Regions from separate parts of the Homo sapiens genome. Here region 2 is linked to region 1. A link is an interaction called in ENCODE POLR2A ChIA-PET data of the cell type or tissue named here. Cell type or tissue: Caco-2. All regions are shown on one strand. Links, peaks and the distances in the headings refer to the core of each region. The heading gives the core; the rest is flanking DNA. Region 1 holds the start of CDK5R1 (cyclin dependent kinase 5 regulatory subunit 1). Region 2 overlaps RHOT1 (ras homolog family member T1).

Region 1 (10,570 bases), core at 2,571-10,570:
CTGGGAGACTCCCTTTGCCACCAAGGCCCCCACCAGGGCCTCTGACCACCGCTCTGGAGAGGACAGTGTGGCATGCTCCAAGGATCATCTTACTTAACTCGCAGCCTGTGGCTGTGGTCCTCTTATAGATACTTTCACCGTTTGCAGGGTTGCTAATCAGATACCTGCTGTCACCACACTTGGGTCAGGAACCCTAATGAGAACGGGGAGCTGCCAGGGTGAGGGCAGCCCTCAGGGTCGGCCGCTTTCCCTCTGGACCACCTCCCGCTGCGTTTCCTACTCAGAGAAACAGCAAGGGCGGGGTCAAGACACGGGATGACGGGAAGCAGGAAGCGGGGCAGCAGCACAGCGTGGGGTCCTGGCACTGCAGGCCAGGCCAGGATGCCCACCCCGCCCTCTACACGGCCCCTTGGGGCCTGCGCCCGTGAAACTGGTGCCAGGGAGCACTGCCAGCTTGCCAGTTTCTGCCCAGCAAAAGCACGTATGCTTCAGGGGCCTTCTGAGACCACCTTCCCCACTGAGCCCCAGCTGCTGAGAAGGCCTTGAGGGAAGTAGAGGCTGGGAGCAAATGCCCCATGCGGTGAGAGGATGAGGGGAGCCTACGCCTCAGGCATGTGGTGAGAGGATGAGGGGGAGGGAGCCAACGCCTCAGGTGGAGTGGGCAGAGGTGCAAGAGAGGGATGTACTGAAGCTTCTTCCCGTCCTGCCACAGACACTTCTCCTGCCTTCCCACCCTGACCCGGCAGAACCCACCAAGTGCCTGTGTGCAGCCTCCTGTGCCTCACCCAGGGCCTGACCCCAGAGTGGTCCCAACAACCCGGTCTCATGCCCACTCCCCATCCCTGCTTCCCAAAAATTGCACTGTGTGCAGTTTGCAACAAAGAATCCCGCTGGCATCCTGTCCTTGGGAACCCTTTCTCATTCTCCAAGCCTGGTCAGCTGCCTGCACAGGCAGAGGTGCCCTCAGCCCAGATTAGCAACACTCATAGTTTTGCCAATTACCAGTAGACACTAGTGGAACCATCTAACTGGAACTTCCTCTCTCCTTCCACTTATTTCCTCAAACTTGTTGCTTTACACTAGACACATGCAAATGTATGTTTTAAACACACCAAAACAGATCATGCCAAATGAGTTGCCTGTCAAAGGCTGGAGGGCAGGAGGAGGGCCTGGGTTTGGGTTCTTTCCTCCCAGCCTTTGGATGGTGCCTTGGGCCCCTTAGCCCCAGCGCCAGGGCCTCCCAGCTGAGGCCACAGGACAAGCACTTTTTTATGATGTACTAAAAGCCACAGTATGTGGCAACTGCAAAAGGATCAGGAATTTAGGGTATGATCTCGGTCACGTGTCCCGGGCGCTGAGGGGAAAGGAAGCGGGCATGATTGTAGACAATGAGGGGGTTCTCTTGATGTAATGAAATGCAATTTTATGGTTTGGTGCAAAAACTCCTATTTTCCAGTAAATTAACTTTATTTCTAAAGCATATTTTGATTTGCCATCAAGAGCAATAAAGCATTAAATCTTATTTTTAAAGGTGTTCTGCTTATCTGTCACTGAAAACTTGGTGAAATTTTTGCTTAAATAAAGTCAACCATTATCTGGGAGGATAGAAGGGAGAATTAAGCACAAATCATGTAAAATGGAGGATGATTTGCCTGAGGCTTTTGAACAAAAAGTGAGCAAGAAGCAAGCTGTGGACCGGAGGTGTGAGGAGGGAAGGAGGCCGTGGGGTTGAGTCCCAGCACTTTCTCCTGCCATCTTGAGGCCTGTGCGCTGGCAGCTGGAAGCACACTGCTTAGTGCCAGGGAATATGTTTACTGCAATAGAAGCACGTATGTAGAAAGGAAAGGCTCAGAGACCTACAGCAGCAGACTGGGGACAGGCCAGGCCAGCGGAGTGAAAGGTGCTGGGAGGAAGTGTGGGGGCGGCAGGGAGAGTGAGAGGAAGCAGCAGCTCCTCCTGGGGAAGGGAGCAAGGCCCTGAGGGAGCAACAGGGCATGGCCAGCACCCAAGGGTCCTGCAGCCAGGGTGCTTCCGGTCACTGGTCATTGGCAGAAAAGAACACGCAGCGGTGGCTTCTGTAACTCAGACGAAGGCAGTTGCTTTGTGGAAAGCAAGTGGCCTTGATCACAAGGCTGACAGCTCCCAAGCTACAACTTGAGGACAAGAAAGACTTTCCTAGTACTCAGGAGCAGCTTCAGACCGCAGGGTGCAGGGCCTGGGGAGGGCCACATCCAGCATCCCCATAACCCTCTTCCTGAGGCTGACGCTGGTGGCACGTGCAGGCCTCAGGCTGGCAGTCAGGACAGGTACAGATAGAGCTGGTAGGAACCCCACCCTTGCCGCAATTATGGGCTGGAGTGGCTGCTTCCCTGGGAGCCACAGGGCTGGATTTCTCCCTCCTGGAAACCCGCATGGAGCTAAACCTGCAGGGTTGGCCCATGTGGACGCCAGCCCACCCCTGCTGGCCTGGGAGACCCCGGGGGAAGGGAGCACAGAGCAGAGCCAAGCCCAAGAATACGTGGGAGCAGCAGCTTCAGAGTCACACCTCGACACAGGGAGTCTAGGGTCCAGAGCCCCTGCAGGACCCACCCGGCCAGACCTCACCAGGCCATGCTTGGGCCTGACCCTCCTTGGCCGGAGGTTCCAGTCACCCAGCTCTGCCACGGGAGCCTTTGGGAAACAGCTGCCCTCACCTCGGCCGACGCTAAACCAAAGCTGACTTAACCTGTGCTTCCTTCTTAATCACCTTAGTGTGTTAAGCCCTCGCCCCCAACTCTGTCCTCCCCTCCCCAATAACACAAATCCAATTATGTTCTGAGTGCATGAATCATTTAGTAAAGGGGGCCCCAGCCTGCCCACAAAAAGAGGTCTCTGTAATGGATGGTCAGTGCATTTTATTGAATCAGCACAGTACAAAAATAAATAAAAATAAGGGAAGGGGAATTAAATTACAGCCAAACTGAGCTTCATGACTTTGTCAGATTATAAACCACACATACTCACAAACACACTACACATACATACAAAATGAGACAAATATAAATTAATATTAACAATACCCACAGTTTGGTCAAAGAATAGCTACAGAAGAAATTGCACTAAAAAACCAACATACATCACACGTGTGTAATTAGCAGTTTCAAATATACAGCTATGAATAATTCTGAGTGAAAAAAATGGCACATTTTCTTTTCATTGCAAGTTTAACTGTTGGAACAAAACTAAGTTCTAATAACTGCATGGAAAGAATATATCAACCCTCCAGGTTTACAAGAAAAAGAGAAAAACCAAATCCTGAACTATTATTCCTGTGGCTTGTTCTGTGCATGGGTGTAATTTTCACAGCCATCTGTTCTAAGATTATTTTTCTTAAGACACAAAATGCTCCTGGTTTGCATGCACAATATCACCGTAAAAGCAACAATTAAAGAATAAAGGTTTTTTTGTAGGTTTTTTTTTATTGTTGATCTAAAAGTAGTCTTCATAGCAGCATGGCAAATGGGTTCTTTGCTTGCACACTCAAGTATATCAGTTGTTCCTTTACACAATACTGATGACCAGTGCAAGGGGAGAGAACACGACAGGCTTCACACTGAGGGAACTAGAGAGTTCTTCCCTTAGTCCCCACCACTTCCGAAATGTCCACCTCCTCCGAAGAATAAAAAAATAAATACGGAGAAAGAGAAGGAAACAGACACGCAACTGGAATCCTGTGGATGCAACGTAACTGCACAGTTCGCAGCCAGGTTCCGCCAGCTGAGGGTGATACACACATGCGCCCTCCTCCTGAGACTTGGCACTGACCCTCCCTCTTCCATGCCACCAGGGGCCTCCCACCTCTGGTCGCACGCGGCAGCAGGATCTGAAGACAGGCTGTGTGGAAACCCAGCAGAGAGGAGGTGCTGTGTGAAGTCTGTGCCAGCAGCCGCAGGCTCCTTCCACCGCTGCACCGATTATCTGACAGTCCCAGGAACGGCTCTGCTGGGCCTCAGGTGCAGCAAGGCAGATGTTCTCCGGCCGGGCAGGCTCTCTTCCCCACCTCTGGGAATGCCTCCAGCCACCAGGTTCTGCCTCAGGACTCTTAAATTGGGACTTCAATTTCACAGCTTTCTTTTTGTGTAAATTTCAGTAGTGCATGTGCTGAAATCGGTAGCCACCTCGAACTTAATCCTATGTAAAGTGACCCTCTGCCTCCCCACCCCAGGTCCCCATTCCAGCACTCCCCAGTGGACTGGGCCTGGAAGACAGAATCCTCTGTAGTGTCTTCACATTGGTCTTTGTTCTCCACAGCCGAGTGATGGGCCATGGAGGAAGGCTTGCTCCCTCTCCCAAGTCCCAAGCCACCAATGCGGGAGAATTAGAAAGAAAATCAATAAAGTACACATTTGTGTTTTTACAGCCAGTAGGGTAAGGTGGAAACCAAAACCAGCAGCTGCAAATGATCAGTTGTAGAAATCAGCAGGCTTCCAGAGCAATCAGGAGTCTCACTCCCCGTCTTGTAATTGTCTCCAAGATCCGGCTGTCTCACTGGTCCTTGCTGGGCAAGGCTTCCTCTTTAGAAGAAACTCAACTGTTTAGAAACAGCTTTAAATTAACGGGTGGGGGTGGGGTCACCACATCGCCTTCCCCCCAGCTCTGCAGGACAAATGTCATGTGCACCAGCAAGAGGCCTTAGCCCTTAGGTGGGCACCGGCTTGGTCTCAAGGTATGGCATCCCTCACCTTGCCCAGAAGGCAGGCGTTGCTAATGGGCACCTGCAGCTGTCCTGGCATTTGCCACAGGGTGACTGCACTACATTATTCAAAAGAAAAACTCACCCAGGAAAGCTGTCCCCAGCTTCACCCCACCTCTTTAGCTGGGACCCAAATTGAGAGAAATTAATGAGTCAAACCAGCTCATCGGCCAATACCACCAACGTGGCTGGGAGCAGCAGACAAGGGGGTAGGGGGGCGAGTTCCATTTCTCCACTAAAGAAAAGCCCTTCTCCCTAAAAAAAGAAAACAGCAAATCAGGGCGGTGTGTGGTCAAACGACCAGACACAATCTTTCCACTAGACCCGCTCAGCTTCGCCTCGCCTAGATTGAAGATGTCCCCGGGTGGCGGGGATCTTGCCTCACGACCCCACTGGCAGCTCAGTTAGGGTGGCTGGCTCCAGGAGCCTCTGGGAGAGTGAATAACTCCACACAGGAGCCAGAAAAGGGCCTCCAACCAGAAACCCCAATTCCTCCCTGGGCCAGGCAGCCAGAGGCCCCTCTCTAGCTCCATACAGGGTGCAGCCGGCAGCCTTGCCTACCCTGGACCCAGCAAGGGCACAGGCGGCAGGGGCAGGTCAGTCCTTTGAGTTCCCCAAAGTGGGAGGTCAGTGGCCTGGGTGGCTCTGAATACATCTTCTGGGTTTTGCGCAAGGCTCGTGAGTTCAAAAGTGCCCAGAGTTCTTGGCAGGGATGAAAAAAACCCCAGGGAGAGACTGTGGGAAAGGTGAGGCCCTTGGTGGCTTTGCTAGACACATACTGTACACAAAACTGATTTAATAATAAATTCTTAAAAATGCATTGAATCCTTGAGCCATGACGCAGGCTACAGTGCTCACCGATCCAGGCCTAGGAGGAGCCGCTTCTTGTCCTCCTGGCCGCTCTCGTTCTTCAGGTCGGAGAAGACCTGTGTGAAGTAGTGTGGGTCGGCATTTATCTGCAGCATCTTTGAGCTCATGAGGTTGATGACAGAGAGGCAACGGTCCCAAAAGGCCTCCTTGCAGCTCTCCACCAGGAAGGGCTTGAGCGGGTAGGAGATCTCGTTGCCCATGTAGGAGTAGGAGAGGTACAGGCATGTCAGCAGGACGGCCTGGAGCTCGTGATCCGAGCCCACCTCGGAGGAGATAACATCCCTGCAGAGCATGTAGAGGAAGACCACGTTGGCCGGCGTGATGAAGCCCTGGTCCTGCCAGCCCTGCAGAAGCAGCGAGCGGTCCACGCTGCGCAGCCAGAGCACGGGGTCCGTGGGGGACAGGTGCTTCAGGCGGTAGCACCGGCGGCAGAGAAACTCACCCAGGCAGCGAAGCAGCTCACTGGTGGACGCCTGGACGATGACCCGTTTGGGCGTCCCTGCGGAGGTGACGGCAGGGTGAGGGGCTTTCTTGACTGAGGAGGAGCCCCCGGTCTGGGAACCCGAGAGCTGGCTGGCCGGGGGTGCAGGCGGCTGGGCCGGTGGGGGCTGGGCGAATGTGGACAGGTTGGCGCACGACAGCGACTTCTTCAGGTTCTCATTGTTGAGGTGCGTGATGTTGTTCTGGTAGCTGCTGTTGGGCTGCACCTTCTTGGAGTTCTTCTTCTTGGCCGACACGGCCACGATTCTCTTCCAAGGCAGCACGGAGATGATGGAGTGGCGCTTCAGGTTCTTGTCCTTGGCGTTCTTGCTGTTCTGTACGGCCGTATAGTGGCCCACGGTGGCCGCGCCATCCTCAAACAGCGTGGCCTTCCGGTAGCTGGGAGACAGGGACAGCACCGTGCCCATGGTGCTGCTGCGCGCCGGGCGGGGGCTCGCGCCCCTGCGCGCCCAGCCTGCCGGCCGGAGGGATAAAACCGCTCACCGAGCCTGCGGCGGCCCCGGAGAGGAGGCGGGGGCGCTCCCGGGAAGCGTGCTGCCCCCTTGGATCTGCCTGGAAAACAAGATGGTTCTTAGCGCCAGGCTGGGCTCCGCGCCGCGCCCCTGCGCCCCTGCGCCCCTCCGCCCCGCGCCTCGGCGCACCCCGCCGCCCCAGTCCCGGGCCCTACCCGCGCCCCCGCGACGCAGCCTCGCCGCCTCCACTGCAGCACCCCCGCCCGCCGCCGCCGCTGCGGTCCCCAGGCGCAGCCGGGAGGGGCCCGGTCGCCGACGGAGGCGGCCGAGGACCCCCGCCTGGACACCCCGCACGGGCGCGACCCCGGTCTCCGCTCCCCAGGGCCAAGGACGGCCGCCCAGCGCAGGCTTACCCGGCAGGCGGCAGCTCCTGCGCTCCGCGCCCTCCGCAATGCGCGCCGCGGCCCCGCCGCCGCGGTCCCGGCGCTCGGCGGCGCTCGGGGGCGCTCGGCGGGGATCGGCTGGGCTCGCGCTCGGCGGCGGCGACGGCGGCGGCGGCGGCGGCGGCAGCTAGGGAGCTTCTGTCCAAGGTTCTGCAGGCACCGCAGCCCCGCCCCCCGCTCGGCCGCCCGCACCTTCGCCGCCGCCGCCGCGCTCCCGCTCCCGCTCCCGCTTCCGGCGCGCGCCTCAGCGCCCTCCCTCGCGGGGCGCGCGCGCCGTCCACGCTCCGGCCTGGTCTCGCCGGGGAGTCGCGGCCGTTGGTGTCCTCAGCTCGAGCCGCGCACGGTGCGGGTAGGACGCGGCAACGAGCGGGAGGCACCTCTACGCGCCGGGCCCCATCTAGGAGCCGGACTCCGCGGCTGCGGCGGGACACGCGGCGTCGGCCCGCCCCGCCCCTCGGGGCCGCCCCTCCCGCACAGCTCGCCGCCCGCTCCGCGCCGCCGCCCAACAGCAGCCCGGCCGCCGGAGAGTCCTCGGCGCCCGCGCAACCCAACTCTGCCGACGCGGGGCGGGCGCCGAGCAGGGCGGAGCCGAGGGCCGACCCCGCCCGCGTCCCGCCCAGACACGTGCTGCCTTTGTTCCCGCCGCGGCGCCCGCAGCTGCCGGCCGCGGGGGCACTCTCGGCCGAGTCCCTGCCCTGGCAGCGCGCGGCCCGCCCTCTCTGAGGCTGCCGCCCTGGCCTGGTGAGGAGCCCTCCGCCGAGGCCAGGGTCCGGAGCTCCCTCCTTCCACCTGACATCCCCGTCCCTGTGGAAAGCAGCCAGGGAGCGCGGGGAAGAAGGCCCTGGGCGGGGAGAGGCGACGCCTTTACTGAGGCCTCCCGAGTGCCACGCGCACCTCGAGTGGACAGTCCAATCGGTTCTGGCCACCCCTCCGGGGCCTCCGTTCCCTCATCATGGGTAGATGACCGCGGCCGAAGTGGGCCTCAGAGATCCAAGCCAGAGAAGCGTGGCCCGTAGCCAAGCCTGAGCCCGTCACAAATATGACCTCTAAGTTCCCACTCGCCCTCTTATTTGTCATATTAAAGCTGAAGCAACTGCCCCTCCGGCCAGCTTTCTGACCCTCTTAAACGTTTTCAATTCTAAGTATGTATAATTTGAGAACTTGATGCTAGCGAAATTGAGTAAAATTCTGTTTCTGAAAGCTGTTCCTGTCAGATGTGAATCCAGATCCTTCACAAAGGCTGTTGTTCATTTACTATTTTACCTTGTTTCTGGAGATCGAGTCAAAACTGACCACAAACCTGGGAAACAGGAAACTTAAGCCCTGTCTTAATCCAGATTATCTCTGGACCTAGAGATGAGGGAGTGGCTCTCCAGAGGAGAGGATGCCACCCAGTTACCTGACCACTCCAGCCGACTAGGCTTTCACCAGCCCTGTCAACTGTCCTAGGGGGAACAGAAAGGGAATCTGGCATCATTCAAAATGGTGCAATCAAGGCAGAAAGTGCTGGGTTTTGTTTATGTGCCACTCAGATTTCTGTCAATAGGAATTCCAGGCTTTAGGAACCTTGGGGGGCAAGGCATACAGTGGAAAATGCATTGCTCTGTACCCAGAGGGCTACTTTGTCCACAGCCTTTCAGAACATCCACAACAGCTGTTATGGGAACTCAGAAGAGGAAGGCAGGCCCCCAGCTCAGTGCGCCCCTCCCTGTGAATGTTCCTCAGTGTACAAGCCTACCTGCTCTTCAAATGGAGCTGTCCTCAACCCTCCTGCATGTAACAGTAAGAAGCCAGAAGAGGCCGACGCAGTGGCTCATGCTTGTAATCCCAGTATTTTGGGAGGCCGAGGCGGGTGGATCACCTGAGGTCAGGAGTTCGAGACCAGCCTAGCCAACATGGTGAAACCCCGTCTCTACTAAAAATACAAAAAAAATTAGCCAGGCGTGGTGGCAGGCACCTGTAATCTCAGCTACTCAGGAGGCTGAGGCAGGAGAATCGCTTGAACCTGGGAGACAGAGGTTGCAGTGGGCCGAGATTGCACCATTGCACTCCAGCCTGGGCAACAAGAGCGAAACTCCATCTCAAAAAAAAAAAAAAAAAAAAAAAAAAAGCCAGAAGAAACGATTTGCTTCGAGACCCTGACCAAGTGTCCCTTTTCCTTCTCAAAGGAAAGCCGAACCCCAGCCTCTTTTCCTCAGCCCTTACTTGGAGCCTCTAGCTCCTGAGTTGGCTCTGTGCCCCCCTTCAGATTCTAGTGTTGAGCCAAGGTTAAATGTTTTCCACTTCCCAAAATATGTCCAAATTTTGAAGCCTATAATCCACCCCGGCCAGGCGTGATGGCCACACTGTGTCCAGCAGTTTCAGAGGCCAAGGCGGGCGGATCACCTGAGGTCAGGAGTTTGAGACCAGCCTGGCCAACATGGTGAAACCCGTCTCTACTAAAAAAATTAGCTGGGCGTGGTGGCGGGTGCCTATAATCCCAGCTACTCGGGAGGCTGAGGCAGGAGAATAGCTTGAACCCGGGAGGCAGAGGTTGCAGTGAGCTGAGATTGTGCCACTGCATTCCAGCCTGGGTGACAGAGTGACACTTCGGCTAAAAAAAGAAAAATCCACCCCCTAGAAAAACCTGGGCCCACTCTGTTACCTTTAACTCTCAATCTCAATTCTAGCTATTCCAATTCACGGGGAGGCGGACCAAGCTCACCCCACTACCCTGCTTCCCACTCTGCAGCAGCATGCCTCTGCATGGGCCTTTTCAAGCCAGGCCATACCCTGTGTCTTCTCACCTTTGTCCAGCCAGCCTTTCCCTAGCACCTTCAAACAGAGCTCTCGGCAGAACACCAGCCTCCTCACACTTGCCCAAGGCAAAGTCACAGTTGCAGCACAGCAGGAATGGGATGGCACTGGCAGCCCACTTGCTGCTGCGACTAAGGGAGGGGTCTCCAGGAGCTCCTATCACCCAGGCCATGCCTGTTATGCTGGTTTTCAGACACCACAGAGCTCCTCTTTTCATTCAACCCACCACCACCTCCCCACCCCCAGTTCCTATCACTGCTCCAACTGGAAGCAAGGAAGAAAGGACAGTCAACTGCCAGAAATGGCAGAACCAAGGACCCAGAAGGCAGACCCAGTTGAATGAGGCAGAGCTGTTTTCTTCCTAGCTGCCTTCATCATAGAACTGCAGGGAAGATTTCCAAATCCCACCCCCATCAATCAGCCTACTTAGCCTATTGCCTATCTCTAGCTGCCTGAAGGGCCAGCCTGCTTGTTAGCTTCCCTGCTGGGCTGGGCTGCCCGTGGACTGCCGGAGAGTCCACTCTTCCTGCATGCCCCACTTCCCATAGCATCCCGAGGGAGGGAGGTCAAGGCGGGGGCCAGCTACAGCTTCCAAGAAGGGTTCCAAATAGAGCAGGCCTGAGCCCTTACTCCTGAGGAAGTCGGCTTTGTTCTTTCAGGGATCACAGAGCAGCATCTAGTGGCCCTTCTGAGCAGCACAGATTACATAACTAGCACACAGCAGGGGACCAGAGCCTCTGCTCCCAACTCCAGTAGAGTCTCATTAACACACAAGA
Region 2 (8,000 bases), core at 1-8,000, 280 kb after region 1:
GGCACAAGTCAGGGTGTGCCAACTTAAAAAAAAAAGACTTAGGCATAAGCAACACTCTTTGTAGAAAGGAAAAGGACAGTATGGGGCATGCTAAAGTTGTGCAGAATTCCACATTTACCAAAAACATAATAAATAGTAATAGCTTCCTCCTCCCTCCCTGTAGAAAATCTAGGGAAAATTAGCTGATACTTTTGCTTTTTTTGGAGGGGGGATGGAATTATTATTACATGAATTTTTGTGGAATAAATATGCACAGCAATAGATGGCACCCTCGTCTAAATTAATAAAAAGAAAACCTGAGTAAGCCATAAGCACCCACCAAAAGGACAAAGTTTGCTAGCGTTTAAATAACGATTCCCTCCTCCTCCTCCTCCCTCAGCATACACACATGCCTGAAAACCAGGAAGGAGAAGAATGATAAATATACAAATGAGTCAAAAGACAAGTGTATTCAACCCTGAGAAGATGTGAACAACAACGTCTTTAATTCATCAAGCACCCTGGCTCTCAAAGGAACTAAATCAAGGTGCTTTATAAATTTCTACTCAAATAAAATATAGGGTTGATTTCATCTGCTACCCAAACACAGCAGCTATATATGACAGTATGAAACTCTGGGTAAGGATGTAAAATCAACAATGGATCCAATTGAAATCAGATATGAAATTTAGGGAGGCTTTCTGACTCCTTTCTGGTTGAGGAGAGTTGCACTAGTTGGTGCAGGCACAGGGGGCAACCCATTTCACCTCGGCTCTAACTACCAAAGTAGGGGGTCTCCAATGACTGTTCAGTGGTCAGAGCCACTCATTCATACAAAGCCATCACACCACCCATGAAGAGGTACTGGTTCAGAACCCACTCAGAAGAGCGCCACCTGATGAATCAATGACATCACTTCCTGTAACACCTGAACATTTTTTTATAGGCTTCTCAGTCAAAAGACTGGCCCAATCTGACTTGGCTTAGCTTATGAGATCTGATGAGACCACAGCACATGGTGGCATGGTTGTAACGATTAGCAGCATTCCAATAATGCCTAATTCCCAATATGAAGAAAAACAAGAATTAAAAAAAAAAACTTGTATAGGCCCAAGACATTCCTTTTTCATTTTTTTTTCATTTTTTTTGACTTGTGATGATGAACAAATCACTGCTACTAAGTCTCTGCCAGCTGTCATACTGGAATCCATCTGTTATTTTATAAATCAAATCTGATTCTTTAACATACACAAGGCTCCACCCACCAAAAAGGAGAGATGCAAAGTATGCTTAGCAACAGGGAGATGCTTCATGAGAAGTAGTTTGGGATTAACCATATAAACAAGTGGTCCATGTATGTACATTTATCATATAACACACACACACACAACAGAATTACAGTAAAATGTTTTAAAAATGCAGATGTAAAAACACACTTGCAGTTACTGTAATCACAAGATTAAAGAAGTACATTTATGTAGTAAGGAAGACAACGTAATATATAGCTAGGCAGGAAGCCTGACCAAGCAGTGCGTTTCTACATAATTACTAAATGTTAATTATGGCAAGAAAGGAGATTTGGTCATTCTCTAAGAAAATATCAACAAAATCCCACAGAAGTCATAAAGAAAAAGTAACTTACAAAGCAGTTTTTAGAAAGACCCAGATTTTTCTCAAATTCTCTATTCTATCAGTGTGGCCCATGTCTCGGGAGAGTCTGTCTCTGTAATGATCCTCTCTGTAGATAACATACATGAGAGTTTTAAAGCAAAGGTAAAACATAAATAAGGTTTTGGTTATTCTATAATAATAGGAATGACTTGTCTTCGAATACAAATAGAAATTCAAGGGTTTGTTGCATCTAAAAAAAGTATTAGGTAATAAAATAGCAGTAAAGTTAACTGACTTTAAAAATCTGTACAAATCAACACCTTTTTGAAAAATGTCATTCTTGGTTTATAGCAATGTTTGATTATTACTCTGTGTTACACTGTAGTTTTCATAAGAAGAAAAATAATTTAGAGACTAACATAAGAATAAGTAGAATAAGCTATAAAGTCCTGAGAAACGCACTGCCTGAAAAACTATTTTGTTACAAAACAGAATTTATACAAACACACTACTTGAGGCGAATGCCATTAAGAACCATGCAATTTTAAGGCAGTTAGTAAACTACAGAGATGACCACAGTTATGTGCTTGTGCATATGCATGTATAGATATATAATAAATGTACATGAAATTTGTGGCTCGTAACACTTAATGTAAAACATTTATACAGTAGAAATTCCAATTACAACTACTCTTTACAGCACTTAAAAAAGACATATCCTAACTGAAGCATACCCACAATTTCAACATAAATTAATAAAATATTTTAGAAAACTTCATATACCTAAGGTCAAAAACAGAAAAATATAAACTTTCTGTTCATATGAAAATGCTTTATAAGCATAAAACAACATGATGCCAAACCCATTTTATTCCAGTAAAACTATTTTTTAATGCTGGGTGGGGGGTTGTGTTTTATTGTACTATTCTATTAAGATAGTTACAGCCTGCTCAAAAATATACAGATATTGTCAGAAGCACTGTTTATATCATTTTATTATGGCATTCAAACCAAACTTGCATTTACTCAAATTTGTACCTTCTCATTACAAAGTATCTTTCTGTTGCTGAACAATTCCTATGTGACAAAGATATTCCCTTCATGGCTAATAATGGCATGCAATGTTATGAACCATGCAACATGAAAATGAAGACAGCAAGTACTTACGGATACATGGCCATTGTTGTCAATTTAACAAAGATATCCTTACTGGGGGCATCAGCAGTATTGCAAGTGAAGGCTTGTGGTGGAGGCATTTTGTGTTTCCTGCAGAAATCAGTAGGTGAAATACTGTATTCTTGTTTAACTTCATGCAGGTCTGACTTTGCAGCTACGATTAAGCAAGGTATTCTGCTGTCCATAAAGTGTTGCTATGGAATAAAAAATGAAATCAAAATCTGATAACAAGTTCAAAAATTACTATTTAATTAAATGTGAACCAAGCATTTCCTCCAGATGGGCAAAGCAACAGTAGTTTCAAAGCGAAAAAGTGAACCAAAAGGCAAAGATTGGCAGTGGTCTAGGTAAATCTCATATAATAAATAAGATCCAGATCACTTTTCCAATGCTGATGACAAAACAGACCTATACTGATTCCTTAGATTTATTACAATTAAAAAAAACATGTAATTAAAAACACACATTAAACACACATATTTTGAAATATAAAGAAATCCACCTAAATTCTTTTATAAAAACTACTTTCATTTTTTAATATCACCTCTAGTCCTTGAGCACATGCATTTTTATGTGTGTCTGTATAGTCGCAGTCATGCTGGACATAACCACTTAAAAATGTAATACTGTGTCCTCCATATTCTTCAGAATTCAAAACTATTTTTAATTTTACATTTATTGTTTTTATTTTTTAATTTAAATATTGCCTAACATTCCACTAGATTATTTTATCTTACTTCAGTAAATCATCGTCCATTGTTAGCCATCTTGATTATTTCCAGTTTTTTCCTGTTAAAAACAATGCTAGAATAAACACCTTTGTACATATAGCTTTTTACTCCTATTGAATCTTATTGATAATCCCTAAGTGACTGATAGACTTTCTAAGCTTCAGATTTATCCCTTTCCTCTGGCTGTTATTCTTGGTATATTTGGCAATATATAATCCATATGTACTACTCTTTTTTTTCATCAGAGAGAAGGCAGACATATGTAACTTTTAACAGCTGGGAAGAGCTTGCATTAATGTAAAAGTTCTCAATCAGGAATGCACCTCACAATCACATGTCGAAAACTTTCAGAAATATGTATGTCTGAGACTCTACCACTTTAGAACAAAACCAGAACCTTCAGGAATAGGGTAAAGATGTATGTATTTTTAAAATACACATGATTTTGTTGCATTTTTGTGGTTAGGAAACACCACACTGCAATTCCATAAAAAGTCCATATGAAGTTACATTCAGTCATAGTCTGTAGGAGCAACAAACCTTAAAAATCCTGGCACAGTATTCAAAGGATTTGGGATTGCTGACATCATATACCAGGCATACAACATCACAAATGATTTCAGCTTCAGTTAGAAATTCCGATTCTGAGATATCATGCAACTTGTAAAAGAAAAAGATAATGAAAAATATAAGTATCATAATATTGATATATTAAGTCATGATAGCTTATTACTTCCTTCCCTGGACTTCCTAAGTTTAAAAGTACTGGTTAAGCATAACTTTTCAGGCCAGTTTTAAAAGTAGAAAGTATAGACAAGGCTGGGCGCGGTGGCTCACGCTTGTAATCCCAGCACTTTGGGAGGCCGAGGTGGGCGGATCACAAGGTCAGGAGTTCGAGACCAGCATGGCCAACATAGTGAAACCCTGCCTATACTAAAAATACAAAACAAATTAGCCAGGTGTGGTGGCGGGTGCCTGTAGTCCCAGCTACTAGGGAGGCTGAGGCAGGAGAATGGCATGAACCCGGGAGGCGGAGCTCGCAGTGAGCAGAGATTGCGCCACTGCACTCCAGCCTGGGCGACAGAGCAAGACTCAGTCTCAAAAAAAAAAAAAAAAAAAAAAAAAAAAGAAAGTATAGACAAATAAGTATCTTCTGATTCTGCAGACTAAAAATGGTGATTAAGATTCTGTGGAAGCTTAGCCAGGTGCAGTGACGTGTGCCTGTAGTCCCAGCTACTGGGGAGGCTAAGGCAGGAGAATCGCTTGAGCCTGGAAAGCAGAGGTTACAGTGAGCCGAGATCACGCCGCTGCATTCCAGCCTGGGTGACAAAAGTGAAACCTTGTCTCAAAAAAAAAAAAAAAAAAAAAAAAAAAAAAGATTCTATGGAAGCTAGTATTAGTGAGTGACTAATGTGTGGGGGCAGGCCCTCTACATGCATTGTTTACATTCTGCAGATAAGGAGACGGGCTAGAAAGATTAAGTCAGCTGCCCATGGTACACATCTAAGAAGTTATCAAATCAAAATTTAAACTCAGATATGATTCTCAAATCTATTTTCTTTCTACCACACCTTTTCTCCCCACTAATCAAAAACAAAAAGCAAATGACTCTTTACAGTAAGGTCATTTTTGTTCTGTTTCACTGCCACTCTTCGGTGCTTATTATAAAATTTCTTAAATATTCCATCTATGCTATAATGATCTCCAACAAGAGTAAAATTCAGGGGTGGGCACTGTGGCTCACACCTGTAATCCCAGCACTTTGGGAGACTGAGGTGGGCAGATCGCTTGAGCCCAGGAGTTTGAGACCAGCCCGGGACAGGGTTTCTCCACGTTGGTCAGGCTAGGGTGATCCACCCGCCTCGGCCTCCCAAAGTGCTGGGATTAGAGGCATGAGCCACCACACCTGGCCCATATAACCCTCCTTCTACTGTATTTCATAGTGTCTTTTCAGCTCTTCTTTTGTACTTTTTTTATTGTTTGTTTGATTTTATTGCTCCTTGCAGAGCAGGGCTAACCCATAGGCAGTGTGCCTAGAGTAGCCTATACATTTTTAAGGCTAACATATTTGTTAAATACTCCCTTCCCTGCTAAATAAACTTGATTCAGATTACAGATAAACTACCAAGCACTAGCAGGGTTTTCATATTAATTTCTAGTCAATAGTACAGGAAATATTTTTTTAAAAAAATAGAAGTATGCAGCCATAAATAAAGAATGAGTTCATGTCCTTTGCAGGGACATGGATGAAACTGGAAGCCGTCATTCTCAGCAAACTAACACAGGAACAGAAAACCAAACACTGCATGTTCTCACTCATAAGTGTGGGAGTTGAACAATGAGAACACATGGACACAGGGAGGGGAACATCACACACAGGGGCCTGTCAGGGGGTGAGGGGCAAGGGGAGGGAGAGCATTAGGACAAATACCTAATGCATGCGGGTCTTAAAACCTAGATGATGGGTTGACCTATGCAACAAACCTGCACATGTATCCCAGAACTTAAAGTAAAATTTAAAAAAAAAAAAATAGAAGTAGAAGAAAGTAAAAGGGGAGTTCAGTTTTTTCGACTTTTTTTTTTTTTTGAGACGGAGTCTCACTTTGTTGCCCAGGCTGGAGTGCAGTGGCACAATCTTGGCTCACTACAACCTCCGCCTCCCAGGTTCAAGTGATTCTCCTGCCTCAGCCTCCTAAGTACCTGGGATTACAGGCACGTGCCACCACGCCCAGCTAATTTTTGTACTTTTAGTAGACAGGGTTTCACTAGGGCCAGGCTGGTCTCGAACTCCTGACCTCAGGTGATCCACCTGACTCAGCCTCCCAAAGTGTTGGGATTACAGGCGTGAGCCACCATGCCTAACCCATTTTTCTCAACTTTCTTATTGTGGTATAGCTAACATACAATTAAGTGTACCAACTTAATTTTTTTTTTAATTTTTTTAAATGATGAATTTTTATTTATATCTAAACCTATGTAATCATCACATGATAAAAATACTTAAAATTCTTTTTTTTTTTTTTTTTCTGGAGATGGAGTTTCGCTCTTGTTGCCCAGGCAGGCATTATCTTGGCTCACCACAACCTCCACCTCCTGGGTTCAAGCGATTCTCTTGCCTCAGCCTCCCGAGTAGCTGGGATTACAGGCATGAACCACCATGCCCGGCTAATTTTGTATTTTTAGTAGAGACGGGGTTTCTCCATGTTGGTCAGGCTGGTCTCAAACTCCCGACCTCAGGTGATCCGCCCGCCTTGGCCTCCCAAAGTGCTGGGATTACAGGCGTGAGCCACCACGCCTAGCCAAAAGACTTAAAATTCTAATGAATAAACCAGATGAAAAAAAATAAAATCAAGCTTGGCATGGTGGCACATGCCTGCAGTCCCAGCTCCTTGGGAGGCTGAAGTGGGAGATCCCTCGAGCCCAAGAGCTCGCCAGGGCAACATAGTGAGACCGTGTCTCTAAAAAAAATTAAATAAAAAAAAAATCACACAGAAGTTCTACAGAGAGTCATTCAATTGAAGCCAATTTGTTTTCAAAGAGTCATTTAAAAATGTACCCAATAATTAGTAATTTTTGTATGCCACAGAATTTCTTACCAACAAGTATTTCTCTTGTCCATATACATAAACAGTGTTAATCGCATAGTAGGATTTATGATCTTCACGAATTTTCTTCTGCCTCTGAAAACAGAACCGAAAATCTCAATATCTGCAGTAACTAGTTTTCAACAATATACAAACATCTCTGTGTATATGTGCAGGTGTGTTATAAATAAAAGGGCATTCTTCCCTACACTGTGTACTATTTATCAGTACAAAGGAGATATTGATTTTATGTTTCTTAGTTCTTAAGACCTAAAATAAAAGATGTATTTGTTCTGCATAAAGTACAAGCAGTAGCTAAAAAGGAAGGAAACTATCCGTATTACTGAAAGTATATTCTAGAGCCACCTGCTGGCAATCTTCATTATACCATAATTTGGTCTGATCGAGATTAATACCCATCTAGAAATATGTCGGCAGGGTGTGGTGGCACATGCCTGTAATCCCAGCACTTTGGGAGGCCAAGTAGTTCAAGACCAGCCTGGGCAACATGGCGAAACCCCATCTCTACTAAAAATACAAAAATTAGCTGGGCCTGGTGGTTCACGCCTGTGGTCCCAGCTGCTCCAGGGGCTGAGGTGGGAGGATCACCTAAGCCCAGGTGGTTGAGGCTGCAGTGAGCCATGATCATGTCACTGAACTCCAGCCTGGGCAACAGAGCAATGCCTCGCCTCAAAAAAAAAAAAAAAAAAAAAAAAGAAGAAGAAGAAGAAAAGAAATATGTCTTCTTCTTCTTACTCAAGGGAGTAGTAAGAACTAGATATCAATATTCAATTCAAAATATTTACTGTGCATTTACTTCATGCCAAGGACTGTGTTAGGTGCTTTCACATCTGTAGTCATTTAATGCCCATTTAAACACTGGTTAAAAAAAGACAAATGATAGCTAATATCAATGAAA

The links. ChIA-PET counts read pairs that join two places held together with the same protein. Peaks named below come from ENCODE experiments on the same cell type or tissue, not always from the same donor. Only the 100,000 strongest peaks of a DNase experiment are listed, where the experiment ranks them.
Region 2: POLR2A ChIA-PET joins it to region 1 with 13 read pairs; 2 of 35 experiments call an interaction of 5 or more read pairs at or near these places.

Annotation. Positions count from the first base shown.
Region 1 is chr17:32,483,561-32,494,130 of GRCh38, reverse strand. CDK5R1 (cyclin dependent kinase 5 regulatory subunit 1) reads right to left here and starts at 7,138. Exons shown (of 2, transcript NM_003885.3): 1 at 6,969-7,138; 2 at 2,878-6,655. The coding sequence starts at 6,510. The coding sequence ends at 5,587. It overlaps MYO1D (myosin ID), which reads left to right. Exons shown (of 22, transcript NM_015194.3): 22 at 1-1,609. RefSeq lists silencers at 955-1,004, 3,728-3,849, 6,499-6,788, 6,879-7,138, 7,249-7,778 and enhancers at 2,580-2,699, 6,052-6,611, 7,851-8,352. In Caco-2, for the core only: a CTCF peak has its summit at 10,434 (motif pointing left); DNase peaks (open chromatin) are centred at 7,140, 7,510 and 10,455; H3K4me3 peaks cover 2,465 bases.
Region 2 is chr17:32,203,067-32,211,066 of GRCh38, reverse strand. It overlaps RHOT1 (ras homolog family member T1), which reads right to left. Exons shown (of 20, transcript NM_001033566.3): 16 at 7,094-7,177; 17 at 4,038-4,157; 18 at 2,758-2,960. Among named protein-coding and RNA genes, the nearest start is that of RHBDL3, 59 kb to the left of the region's middle. In Caco-2, for the core only: a CTCF peak has its summit at 7,451 (motif pointing left); a DNase peak (open chromatin) is centred at 4,866.